Linked DNA regions of Mus musculus: region 2 is linked to region 1. The links are chromatin contacts, found by Hi-C or POLR2A ChIA-PET in ENCODE. All regions are on one chromosome and are shown on one strand. Each heading gives the region's core, a stretch centred on a gene start or an enhancer-like site at or near the end of the contact. The rest is flanking DNA. Distances are from core to core; before and after follow the strand shown. Region 1 holds the start of Enpp1 (ectonucleotide pyrophosphatase/phosphodiesterase 1). Region 2 overlaps Enpp3 (ectonucleotide pyrophosphatase/phosphodiesterase 3).

What was found. A loop is a pair of places that touch in the nucleus more often than their neighbours do. ChIA-PET counts read pairs that join two places held with the same protein, here RNA polymerase II (POLR2A).
Region 2: a map of gastrocnemius shows a loop between it and region 1 (2.4-fold over the local background). The contact joins the enhancer-like site here to the promoter of Enpp1 in region 1. A Hi-C loop is called at or near these places in 1 of 37 maps with a recorded cell type or tissue (gastrocnemius). POLR2A ChIA-PET finds 5 or more read pairs at or near these places in 1 of 5 experiments (Patski).

The regions. Positions count from the first base shown.
Region 1 is chr10:24,708,022-24,714,136 of GRCm38, forward strand. It overlaps Enpp1 (ectonucleotide pyrophosphatase/phosphodiesterase 1), which reads right to left and starts at 4,138. Exons shown (of 25, transcript NM_008813.4): 1 at 3,785-4,138. The coding sequence starts at 3,970.
Region 2 is chr10:24,773,354-24,779,880 of GRCm38, forward strand. It overlaps Enpp3 (ectonucleotide pyrophosphatase/phosphodiesterase 3), which reads right to left. Exons shown (of 25, transcript NM_134005.2): 21 at 5,340-5,472; 22 at 4,541-4,618; 23 at 3,408-3,540; 24 at 1,430-1,586; 25 at 461-719. The coding sequence ends at 549. Among named protein-coding and RNA genes, the nearest start is that of Enpp3, 60 kb to the right of the region's middle. Within about 2 kb of position 5,047, at least 1 of the 3 ENCODE cell types and tissues checked has a DNase peak (open chromatin) inside an H3K27ac peak, as active enhancers do; it is gastrocnemius, where a contact is called at or near this core.

The DNA.
Region 1 (6,115 bases), core at 2,888-5,387:
GTGCCAATGGGGAAGAAAGCTCAGGGTTACATTTCTGATCCTGAACCTAAATTACGACAGGCTTAGCACGGGCTCTGCTTAGGCATGCTGGCTCTCATTCATCCCGGTCATTCATGACTTCTTCCATCACCGTCATCCAAATAAAATACTATCCCCGTTTTTATCTTACCTATCCGAGTTACAGCCGAGTGCCAAGTATGTTTGGATTCCTCACATTCTGACTTTATAACTGAGTGTTCTGTCTTCCCATGATTCTAACTAGAAATAAAGTGTGTAGTGTATTCATTCAACCAACCAAATGCTGATGGCAGTCAGGTACTATCAGAGACCCAATAGAAACACAATGAACCCTGGGCTCCTTGGTCCTCCGTACACATTGGAGCATTTGAAACAAATGCCTTTAGAGACAAATTTTAGACTGTTCTAGCTTTGGAGATAGCCTGGTCATCTTGAAATAAAATGCTAAAGCCATGGAAGGCACATGTTAAATTTGAAAGTCAATGGACAATGTCGATCCAAACCCGACTGAGAGAGTTATTCTGAATACTGTAGGATAGATATGGGAAGAGGGAAGAAGCTAGAGAATTAACCCTAGTCTAGCTAGACCAAGGCCAACTTCTACCTCTTAGAAAGAGCTCTTTAACGGGAGTAATGCTTTAGAAGATCTACTAGAGCTCACACTGCAAACTACTTGAAAGCTACTAGTCCTTTTAGAACTAGAATGGGGAGCAATGGTATTTTAGATAAATACCTGAGCCCAACTTTAGGAGTGAATATTTCAGTTCAAACTTGATCTGGACCTAGGCAAGGGCATTTCATATGTAACTGCTATACTTCAGATTGCAAATATCTACCCAAAGCTTCATGAGATAAAACTCTTAGTCCACAGGGCAGTGCTATCAGGAGGTGGGAGATTCTAGAATCTACCTCGTGGGAGATTCGTGGGTCATGGATGGTGTTCAGTCAAAGGGGACTGTGGGATCCTAGGCTCCATCTGTGTTTGCTCATCCATCCTCATTTCCCCCTCCAACACCCAGCGCTCTCAGCAGAGGCCCAAAGTAATGTACCGGAACCTCTGCTACCCTGATTTCATACCACGATCTGCTCAGCCTTTTCCCTTGGCAACTTAATTATCAACGTAGTTCAACGCAGCCAGGGAATGCTAACACACGTACGTCACAGAGGACACTGAGAGCAGTGCCTGTTTTTCTCTCTTGCTGTTTCCTTAGACCTGCTGAGTACCTAGGCAGAAAGTCCTGAGATGAAGCATCACCCAGGCAAGCAAGGCTAGGACGAGATCCCCATTCTCCGTTGACTCTGATGTAACTACATTCTTTTCACTAATTAGAGAAAATCTAAGAAAAGCACACGATCGTATCATCACTACTTCATCCTCCCCCTGCAAGCAGCCCTGTGATTATCCTGTCCGATTAGAATCCTGTGGCCAGGGAGTGGGGGGCCTCCCTGATCCTAACCCCAGGATGCAATTAGTCCAACCTGATTCTTCAACTTCATACAAAATGTGCTGATGCTTAATCTGAAAAAAGAAACAAGATAAATCCAATAATTAAGGCTGTCTCTCGAAAACATGTCCCAGAGCTCTTTGATGACAGTCGTCAAATTCCTTTGAGGGCTTCTGATAGAGGGTTATTAAAGTAGAGGAGGAAAAGAGAAAAAATAGGTTTCACTTCCAGCTGAGTCCTGAACTAAGAGCTCCAGTGAGAAGCGGCTTATATTTTATGCCTCTCTGGAGTCCATCAAAAGACATAAAGCTGCAGCTGGAGAGATGGCACAACAGGTAAGTACCTTGTTGCTCCTACAGAGGACCCAGGTTCAGTCCCCAGCACCCACATAGTGGCTCACAACCATCTGTAAACTACAGTTCCAAGGAATCCAACATCCTCTTCTGGCCTCTGTGGGTACCAGGCACACACACACAAGGTATACAAACATACACACATGTATACATATATGTATATACATATGTATATATGTGTGTGCGTGTTCATGTGTGTGCATACATACAATGGAATTGGAGGAACTATTACATTACTCTGGGCCTCTGTTGAGAACATTGGACAGCTGGAGTGGGGGATATTTATATATATGTGTGTGTGTGTGTGTATAATATATATTTATATAAATTATATATGTAATATATTCACACATATATGCTAAACAGTCACACACATAAACTAAAAATATATAAATATCTAAAAATTATCTGAGACAAGAATTTGTTCTAATTCATAAAATATGCCGTAACCAAATATACCAAATATTCATAGTTGATCTGTTTGAGGAGATTCTAGGGCATGCAGCAATTTCTGAAGTGTGCCATCAGAGCCGTTTGTAATGCTGGAATACTGGCCAACCAAGCGACCGCAGGTGTCAGAGTGAAAACTCTGTGATCTACAGGTGGACCTGTGCTGACATCTATTGTGGGCCTGTATGCAAATGAGTAAAACTGAATTCAATAACTGGAAACCCTTCAATGACTTATAGTAAGTTTATAAATATGCCTTACAATTTCATAAACATTCAGTGTGTCTTCATTGAGTATCTCACAGTAGGTAAGAGTACTGAAACTCAATAATTTAAGTAGTCCTGTAACAATTGCGATCTTCCATTAAAAAACATACAACAAAAAGTCTTACTAGACTCAAACTCACTAAATGCCCATCAATATCATATGAGTGACATACGATACAAAATTATATCCTGGGAGACAGCCGCCTGCGGTTTGGGAGACTTCTTTGAACCTCAGACTTATTTTTAAAAAACTAAGGATATGACACCATCCCTTAAGTCTCGGGATTCTGGTTCTCAAAGTGCTACGGTGTCTGCATAGAACCTAAGAACAGTGGAAATGGAAATGATGTCAAAAGGAGACTTTAAACATCGGAAAGATTTTTCCACAAAACAGCGCTCAAGCCAGAATGTGTAAGAATATGTTTTAGGGTGTGCTAGTCACAGAAAGCTGTGGTTTGCACGTACTATAAAATAACTAACTACCTCCTCCTTCAGTTCTGAATTTATTTCCCGCAGTCAGTCCCATTGAAACTATGCTATGCGCTCTCATTTTAACACAACACAGCGGAGCTTGAGAAGAATAATGGAAGTCCCCACCAATACTTAGAACCACCACACAGGACTCAGCCTTTCTGACCCAAGGAAGATCCCGAGTGAAAATCGGCGTCCTGTTTCCAGAAGTTGGTTGTGGATGCTACAACTGGTCTAACAGAAGAGCAGAGGGATATAGCAGGCAACTGTGCCTCCGGGCAACACACAAACAGCGCTGTCTGTGGTTCAAAGAGTGGGCAATGAATCCCGGGCCTCTTCCCAGTCACATAAACATGAACGTCAATGGGGCTTCTAAATAACTGTCTGGAAATACCACTACAGAGCCAAGCATGGGTGTTTTCTAAAGTTCCCGATACTTTCAAAAGCTGTGATAAATCTTTCAACTGCAATAAATTCACCTAAAGCCACGAGCACCACCTGTACCCTGACCTACGCCACCTAAAAGACTACAAACATCGCTGCGCTATCCTAAGACTAGCCGATTTTTTGTTTCCGCCTCCAAATGTCCTGTATTCTCTGGGGGAAGAGGACGGTATGTCAAGGTGACTATTTTAGCAGCCTGCTCCTGCTGGGAGAGGGGTAAGGACCCTGCAGGTCACCCGGTGCCGGCGCAGGAGGCGCCCACGCTCTCCCATGCCGGGTGCCGACCTGCTCGCTCTCGCCCCTCCCGGGTGTCGGGTCGCGGCAAGCACCGACCTACCAGCGACAGCACTTTGTAGGTGTTGGGGTCTTTGGCAGGGCGGGCACGCTCCGCCTTCTCCAGCGGCTCCTCTCCTAGGTCCATGGGCGCGAGCAGCGAAGCCGCGGCTGGTGACTCGAGCTCGCGACCGTTTCCCGCTGACCCGTGCCGGGGCCCGTGCCCTGCCTGGTCGCCGTCGCGCTCCATCGCCCCGCTCTGCCCCCGCGGGCCGAGCTTTAATAGGCTCGCAGCCCCGCCCCGCCCCGCGCCGCCCCCGCCAGACCCTTGGCTCCCAGCCCTCGGCCAGCGCTCCGGCCCGAGCCGCTCAACGCCCCGGGTATTTGGCTTCCTGTCTGATTTCGGGCCCTGGGCGCGTGGGCTATTTTGGGTCCCTGACGTGGGCGTGTCTTTAACTTCCACCCCAAACCCTGTCCCCGCCCGCGATCGTGGCACCCTACGAACCCTTGCGGAATCCCCCCGCGTAGCCCAACGAGGACTGGACTGGAATCGCTGTGTGGTCTGCAAAGAGTGTGAGATCTTGGAGCCCCAAAAGTGAGAGGATGCAGCGACCCCCGAGGTCTCAAAGGCCGGACACCGGTGGCCGGGAGCAGACCTGCTTTGACCAGGGAAATGCAAACGAGCGCGTGGGGAGGTGACTTTCTTTTTCTCCCACAAGTGCAAACGAAAATTCTCTACCTGGAGCTGCTAAACGTGGGGCACGGGGTTTACACAACACTGATGGGTTTGCACAAACACACATATGGGATGTGTGGCGTCCGGGGTTGCTATCCTATTATATTTACATATTAGCTATTTTAGACTTCCGGAGGCTTCCGGGTGTCTGTGTCTTGCTTCTCCGAAGTCAGCACTTTAATTGATGAGCAGAATCAAGACTCTAACTCTATGTGATGAGCTTATTTTTAAAACAGAACGTGAGCAGTAGGCTTTAATTCTTGATGGGATTTGTTTCACCTTTGATTCTTCAGCTTTACACTCCTTCCCATCAGCAAAACCACACCTCCCAGAACCCAAAAGCAGAAGCAATGTGACTGAACACAGTGACTAAGAAAAATCACAAATTAACAAGACATCCCTTACCTGCTTTGTTTATATACATCACATTATATCACATTCACTTTTGAAGTTTAACGGGTGTAAATTGGGTTTGTCCCCTCTCAAACTGTCAGCACGGACTGGGGAGGGCAATCAACAGGTAAAGTTCTGGTATTCGCAAGCATGAGATTCTAAGGGCAAATCCCAGACTCCAAAAACCCTGTAGCCTGAGCTTGTAATCCCAAAGTAGGAGGCAAAGGCATATGGATCCCAGGGATGGCCAGCCAGCCAGCCTAGCCTATTTGCTAAGTTCAAGGCTAATAAGAAAGGGTCCCAGAAAAAGGTGAGCTGGGCTTCAGACGAATGACAACCATTGGTAGTTCTGACTTCCACTTTCATGCATGTGTGCAGATACAAACCGGAACACAGACATACAGAGAGAGAGAGACACACACACAGAGAGATAAAGAGAGGTAAAAATAAATTAAAACAATGTGAACACTTTCAATTTGTTCTGACTTCATTCATTCAGACATTTAATAATGAATCAACATTTTGAATGCCATATGTATTAAAATGTGAACATTTTCATATATATGCATATATGTATATATAGTATGGGGTGAGTCAGCAAGGGGCTAGAGTAGGATTAAACCGTAGAGAGAAGGGTCTGCATATAGATACCCAAGCCACACAGTAGGACCAATGAGTGACAGCAGGAGAAAAGGCCACCCTCAAAAGCAATCTTTAGTTTATTTTTTATTATTATCACTACATTACAAACCACCCACTAGAAACAGGTCCACCATTTCATACTCAAACATACTTTTTACCCCAAACTTGGTTCTGGGTTGTTTTTTTTTTTTTATTATTTGAATGTTTCCATAAACCAGATGGAAGGCCAAAGTTTTACTCCACTGAAACTGGCCAAATACACGTCAAATTTTCTAAAAGCGCTCAACAGACAGTTTCCAAAGCGGCCTTGAGTGTAAAAGAAAAATCGAATAAGTGTATTGTCAGCAACCCAAAGCAATTAATGACGTTTCTACTGTCCTCATTGGAAAAGCCAATGCTGTCTGCAAGGTTACAATGTCTCAAGCAGCTGAGGACAGCCAGGAAGCATTAAAGACTGATACAGCCCTCTGTAGACAAGACAGAAAGAGAGCAAGTTGGCCTCTTAGCAACAGTTGCCAAGGATTATATGTCTAAGGTGGAGACTCAGAGTTTTTAAAAACAAGAAGGAAATTTAAATCTTTTTGTGAGTTTTCTAGAAATCTTGTACATACACACACACACACA
Region 2 (6,527 bases), core at 3,797-6,296, 66 kb after region 1:
ATCCATTTTAGGGAATTCACCTGCAAGATACATGTCCCACAACATAAAAGTGCGCATTTGCCATGTCATTCATTGCTGTATCTTAGTGATCACGCTGGGAACAACCTACACATAGACTGGAGGCTCTCAGTAGTCTTCACACACGAAGGCATCCATTGCAAAGGGAAAAGGCTGGTGTACAGAGCAGAGTCTGTAGCCACCAGCTCATCCTTGTGAGCACTGTGGCTCAGTACACACAAATCAACACCATGCGTTTCTGCCAAATACTGACAAATGTCACCAGCTCTATAGGACTCTGCGCCCGCCCTCTTCCAGCCTCCTTGGGCACTAGCACACATATGTGTATATACAAGGGGAGGAGGGCAGAAGAATAAATAAAATTAAATGAAATGTCTTCTAATGTCTATAGAAATGAATAAGACAGATTGTAATGAAAATGTATAGTATGACTCTAAAGGTTAAGGAAAAATAGAAAATTTTATTTTATAACTTTTTTTTTTGACAGGAAATGTCCCCATTTTGTCAAATGGCTTTATACATCCATTCATTCAAATAATGGTTTCAAACGTGGGCAGATACGTCTTTAGTTGCAAAATCTGAGAGACGGGCTGTGCTTTCTCCTGATAAAAGTCAAGGCCAGTGAGGAGCTCCACATCTCGGACCCGGGCGGCGTGTGCTTGGAACCTCTCTTCAACCCAAAGGTCCTCGGTCTTGTTTTCCTGAGAAATGAAACGCAAAACCATTTTCCCCGTGGTGTATCTTTCCACTGGCATAGAGACATTTTACTACTGTCCGGTTTGTGATTTTTTTTTTATTTCCTTGGCTCTTCATTTGATACAACTAAATTTTGTTTAATCAAGCAAAAGTCCTAGAAGAAATACTCTTCACTATAAACTCCTACCCACTGTGCTGTCACCCCAGCCCCCCTACCTCCCCCCCACCCATATTGGGATTGTGTGTGTACGACACACCATTCACGGTGAACTCAGGTCATCACACTTGTCTGGAAAGCGCATATCAATGGAGCTATCTCCCCAGCCCCTAGACGCAATATTTCAAAAGAAGTATCATTTAGGTAGTTATCTTTTTGTTCCTAGGTACAGATCTAATATTACTAACTTGATTAAGTCAGGATGAATCTCAACGGTTTTTAAACTGTTACTACATGTCAGTATACGGTATATAGTGCTGGTTTGTATTTTCAAACTTTAATTACCCTAGTGAGTATCAACCACACACACATATTCATAGATAAATACTTGTTTACATATGCAGATGCGCGTTTAATATTAATTCTATAGACCATACATCTATAGAACTCTACCCACAAAGAACAGAACTATATGTTTTAGATAGAACAGCTTTTATGACAGCTCAGATGAGATATGAATAATCGTTTTCTGGCCCCAGGTTCTCCAGGAATACTCACAGAACAGCTTTCTATGTTGGTGGGCCGGTGAGGGACGATGAAGGGCAGGACATCCAGCCACCCAGGGCAGCTGTCGGGTGTGTGGGTTTGGTCTTTACAACTTGTCAGCACCACAAAGTAGTGTGTTGGGATAGGGACATCAGTGCCAGCTACATATCTGAAAACATAATTGACATAATTTGACCCCATTACAAATGTCTTTTTGTTTTATAGCTTGGCATTAAGGAAATGGCAAGGTGAAGGACTAGGAGGAAAGTACAGATTGTGTGGAAAGTATAGCTTTATCATCTATGACTTCCATGTCAATGAGCTCTAGTCACAATCTATAGTACGGTCATTCTAACATTACAGCAAACCATTAGGACACAAAGAAAGCCCATGGAATTCTGCCCTGTGTTTCCCAAGTCCCTTGGCTTCATACTTCAGTGGGGTGTCTTCTAATGGAGTCAGTGCTAAGAACAAAGGATCCCGTCTCTTATGGCTGTGTACTTCTGCTGCACAGGTAGATCATCTGCTCCCCTAAGACCCCCATTTAACCAACTTTAATATGGAAGTATCCACGGGGTCCACCTAGGAGTAGACCCAGACAACTGATGGTGTGCTGGTTGTCTTTCTACTAACAAACACGAATGCACACATTAAAAGTTTTGAGCGCCGAGCGGTGGTGGCGCACGCCTTTAATCCTAGCACTTGGGAAGCAGTGTTCCAGGACAGCCAGGGCTATACAGAGAAACCCTGTCTGGAAAAAAAAAAGTTTTGAGAGAAGATAAAGGTATCTGTGGACCCTACTACTGGAAACCTGTGAGCTCCTATAGGCAGCAACATATGGATTCAGACTGTCTGCATCTCCATTCTGGCTTTGCCAATTGGGGAAAAACCTATCAAACAAGCTACTTAACCTCTCTTAGCCCTGGTTTCCTCTTTTCTGACTCGGAGCTAATAATGGAACCAGACATCAAGTTGTTTTGTAGATTAACAAAGCCTACGTAAATGCTTAGAAAACTGCCTAGCATGTAAGAAAGAGTTCTCAAAATATTAGTTAAAATTAGCAGGTGATGAGACCACGACGTAGAACCTACTATACAATCAAACAAAAGCCAGGTGTGATGGGTGGCACCACCATCCTATCCAGCACCGGGGATACAGAAGTAAGAGGAACGGGATTTCAAATATATCCTCGGCACCATAGTAAGTTCAAGGCCAGCCTGTGCTACCTTTGACCTTGCCTCAAAGTCAAAGAACGGTGACAGGAAAGAGCTGGAGAAGCCTGGGGCTGACTGTACACCTCGTGTGAGGTGGCTGTACACCTCGTGTAAGGTTTACTTTATCAAGAGGTCTCAGTAGAAACTGGGGCTTTCCCTACTCTAGGCTGGGATCCTGCAGCTGTTCTGTTTTTATCCTTTTGACATTTGATAATAAAAGAAGCAATGGGACTCCTCTCTGGAAAAGCCTAGTACTGAAAGACACTAAAGTGGAAAAGTGCTTAGTAGCAGCCTGCTGTAATGGGTTTAGTATTAAGGTGTACAGTTTGTTTGGCTGGTTTTCTACTGAAGTCTACTTGCATCCTCTATTGAAACTATTTTGTGGATTGTCCACTGTATCTGTGATATGTACTAAGGTAAGCTTAGTCTGTACTTGGTTTTTTCTGGTAATAGTTGGTTTGATTCTATATTTATTGATGGCTCAGACTCTACATTTCCTCCAGAAAAATCTCATATTGTCTTTGTTTACATTTTATAAATTTTCCAATAAAATTTTTTTGTTAAACTTTACCTGGAAACCATTAGTTTAAGTTCTGGCCATATAAATCTTTTCAGCTAAACATTTAGGTAGTTTAAATTGAAAACTGGCATCATAGCAACTGAATATAAACATGCTATGCATATACTATATGATAGTGAGATTGCACAGTATCTAGTTCAAGTTGAGATTTTCCTTTATGATAATCTATTGCTAAATCAAAAATTAAATTACTTACTGTGTGATTTCATCCGGAGCATCAAAATGGCCATCATAATTATAATCAAAGATGGGTCCACTAACCACATTCAGTCCATTTCTTTCTATAGCATATTTTATAAGAAGAACCTCATGGAAGTAGTCCCACATTTCTAAAAGTGAAAAAATGAGATATGTGAAAATATCTGATTTTACTGAATGTGCAAATATTTTCTATTGTTGGTGCATTTAAATAGCACCACATTCCACTCCAGTAATTGCCCATGGTGATTGGATAATTCTACAAGATAGTTATGCAACTAAAATAAGCAGCCATGTTGATGAGAACTTTTTATCATTTTATTAGAGCAAATATGTCTCCAAATTCCTTCAACAGTGATTATTAATAATCTTCAGACCACAGGTACTATCTTACTAATTATCATTCTGGAAACAGACATTTACATTTTTTTCACTTATGGTGAATGTTAATAAAATTTCGCTCTATCAATAGCTCTTAACAGGTAAGGATTAAGAAAAAACTTAAGCCAGGTGTGGTGGCGCACGCCTTTAATCCCAGCACTTGGGAGGCAGAGGCAGGAGGATTTCTGAGTTCGAGGCCAACCTAGTCTACAAAGTGAGTTCCAGGACAACCAGGACTATACAGAGAAACCCTGTCTCGAAAAACCAAAAAAAAAAAAAAAAAAAAAAGAAAAAGAAAAAACTTAAAACAATTATCAAATTCTAGCAACAAGTCAAAATTGTAGTTAGTCACAAAGAAATAACACCCACAGTGTTTGTGCCCCTATTTAAAATAACAGAATAAAATGACTCAGTGCGAATAACAAATTGCAATTCTAAAGTGTAGGTTTAGTTTGGCCAGCCAAGGAATCGCTTTTTTAATTTAGCATTAATACATATACACCACCAAGCCTGTAACCCCAGCTATTCTGGGGGATTAGAAGAAAGGATAACAAGTTCAAGGCCTGACTGGACTACAAAGTTTGTTCAAGGTCAGCCTGGTCAACTTATCCAGACCCTATTGCAAAATAAAGAATAGCAACAGACTGAGCATACAGGGCCAAGTACATGGGTTAGGGCACAGTGCTTGTTCAGCATAGGTGAGCCACTCCCTTAATGCCCAGTGTGGGACAGGGGAAGGTAGATACTTACTTTTGAATTCTTTATACATTGGGACCAAATTACTTGTAATTAAGGCATCATATCGACTCTCATTAGTTCCTTTGATTGCTGTAAAACAAATGTGTTTTAGTAAGAATAGGATTTCAGTGACTCGTTCTTTGCTTTCATTGTCTCTTTCTACTGTATGTCTCTAAATCATGAGTCTCTTAAAACAAAACAAACCAGCCAGAGTCACATACCAGTTGTAAACCATTCCCAGAAACTGATGTTGAAATTCCCACGAATACGTGAAAATTACATTCCCAGATGAACAGAGCGGGGTGGGGAGACTTTAGTTTTAGAAAAAATCACGCTGATTTTTATATGACCCCAGGAGACATCCTCACTTTAAAAAAAAAAAAAAAAAACAGCATGAAATTCATTTATTTTGGCTGGTTAATTTACAGTTCAAAGCTGTTGGACACACAACCAAGTGGACAGGCCAGCTTTTGTCCTTTGCACGAAGCAGCTGCCTTCTCTGTGAGGACCTCAGCTTCGGCGGTGTGCCAGAGATAATGTTTTCTTAGATGCTTGTGTCTCTTTCCAAATACCCTTCAGTTGTAAAATTAAACTTAAACCTGCTGAACTCTCTCCACAGCTGGGCCTGATTACAGCTAATCTGTGGTTCCCGCAGAAAAATTTATTAGCCTTTAAGGAAGCCGTTGTGCCACCTCTGGGCAGCCTCTTAGGAGACCGAAGCAGGTCATTTGGGTGGGAAATATATGTTTAACGCACACGCCACATCCGCGGACTGAGGGCTTCCTAGCCGCTCCCGAAGAGTTTCACTAACCAGGATAGAGGAAGCCATGGGTGATATTCTTGTCTGCTAAATAGAAGGAACATTTTTGGCTCTCAGAAGGAGCAACCCTGACATCAGCCCGCAGACAGTCTGGAACTGTGGGAGGAAGAGATGATGTGTCTCCCTGTTGAAAGAGAGAAAAGGGGAAAACTTACACCCACAGTTGCGGCTCACCCATTGCCTTATTTGGTTTATGACTTCCTCGACTGTTTTTCATTTACCCTCTTCCTATTTTCTTAGTGAATCAGGTCGACAGCAGCAGCGGGAGTGGATGTATTCAGCTATGTTTGCTGGGGGTGTGGGGGCGGCGGTGGAGAGGAGGGGGTTGGGAGGACACATCAAATATACCTTGGGAAAGAACATTTGCAGACTACAACCTGAACCGAGAGCCAGGGAATAATAGAAACTACTGCGGAAAAACAAAGTCTTTGGGGGGGGGGGGGGAATTGAACTTTTCTGTAGGGATATGTTATGCATGCAAATAAGAAGTGGGTGGGTGGGAAATGTTGGGGCTAGAGGAATGGCTCAGAAGTAACACCACTAGCTGCCCCTGGGTTCAGTTCCCAGCACCCAAATGGCAGCTCACAACTCTGTGTAACTCCACGTTCAGGGAATTTGACACTCTTGTCTGGGCACCAAACAGACACATGCTGCATATATGTGTGTGTGTGTGTGTGTGTGTGTGTGTGTGTGTGTTTGTGTGTATGCAGGCAAAAACCTCATATACTTAAAACAAAAATAAATCTTGTTTTAAATTGGGAAACAAAATATAAACAAATTATATGTAGATAAGAATTTGCTACATTGGGGTTGGAGAGATGGCTGGAGAGAAAGCAGTTAAGAGCACTGACTGCTCTTCCAGAGGACCTGAGTTCAATTCCCAGCAATCATATGGTGGCCCACAACCACCTGTATGGGATCTGATGCCCTCTTCTCGTGTGTCTGAAGGCAGTGACAGTGTACTCACATATATAAAAAATAGATCTTAAAAAAAAAAAGAATTAGCTACATTATTTTTAAACTGGGTAAAAAATTCTAATCAGCTTACAATTAACTCAAAGAGCTATAGTTACCTAAATGTAATATAACATAATGTATTTTATATAGCATATATAAGAAATACAACATATAGCATAGTATATATACATACATATATGTGTGTGTGTATATATATATATA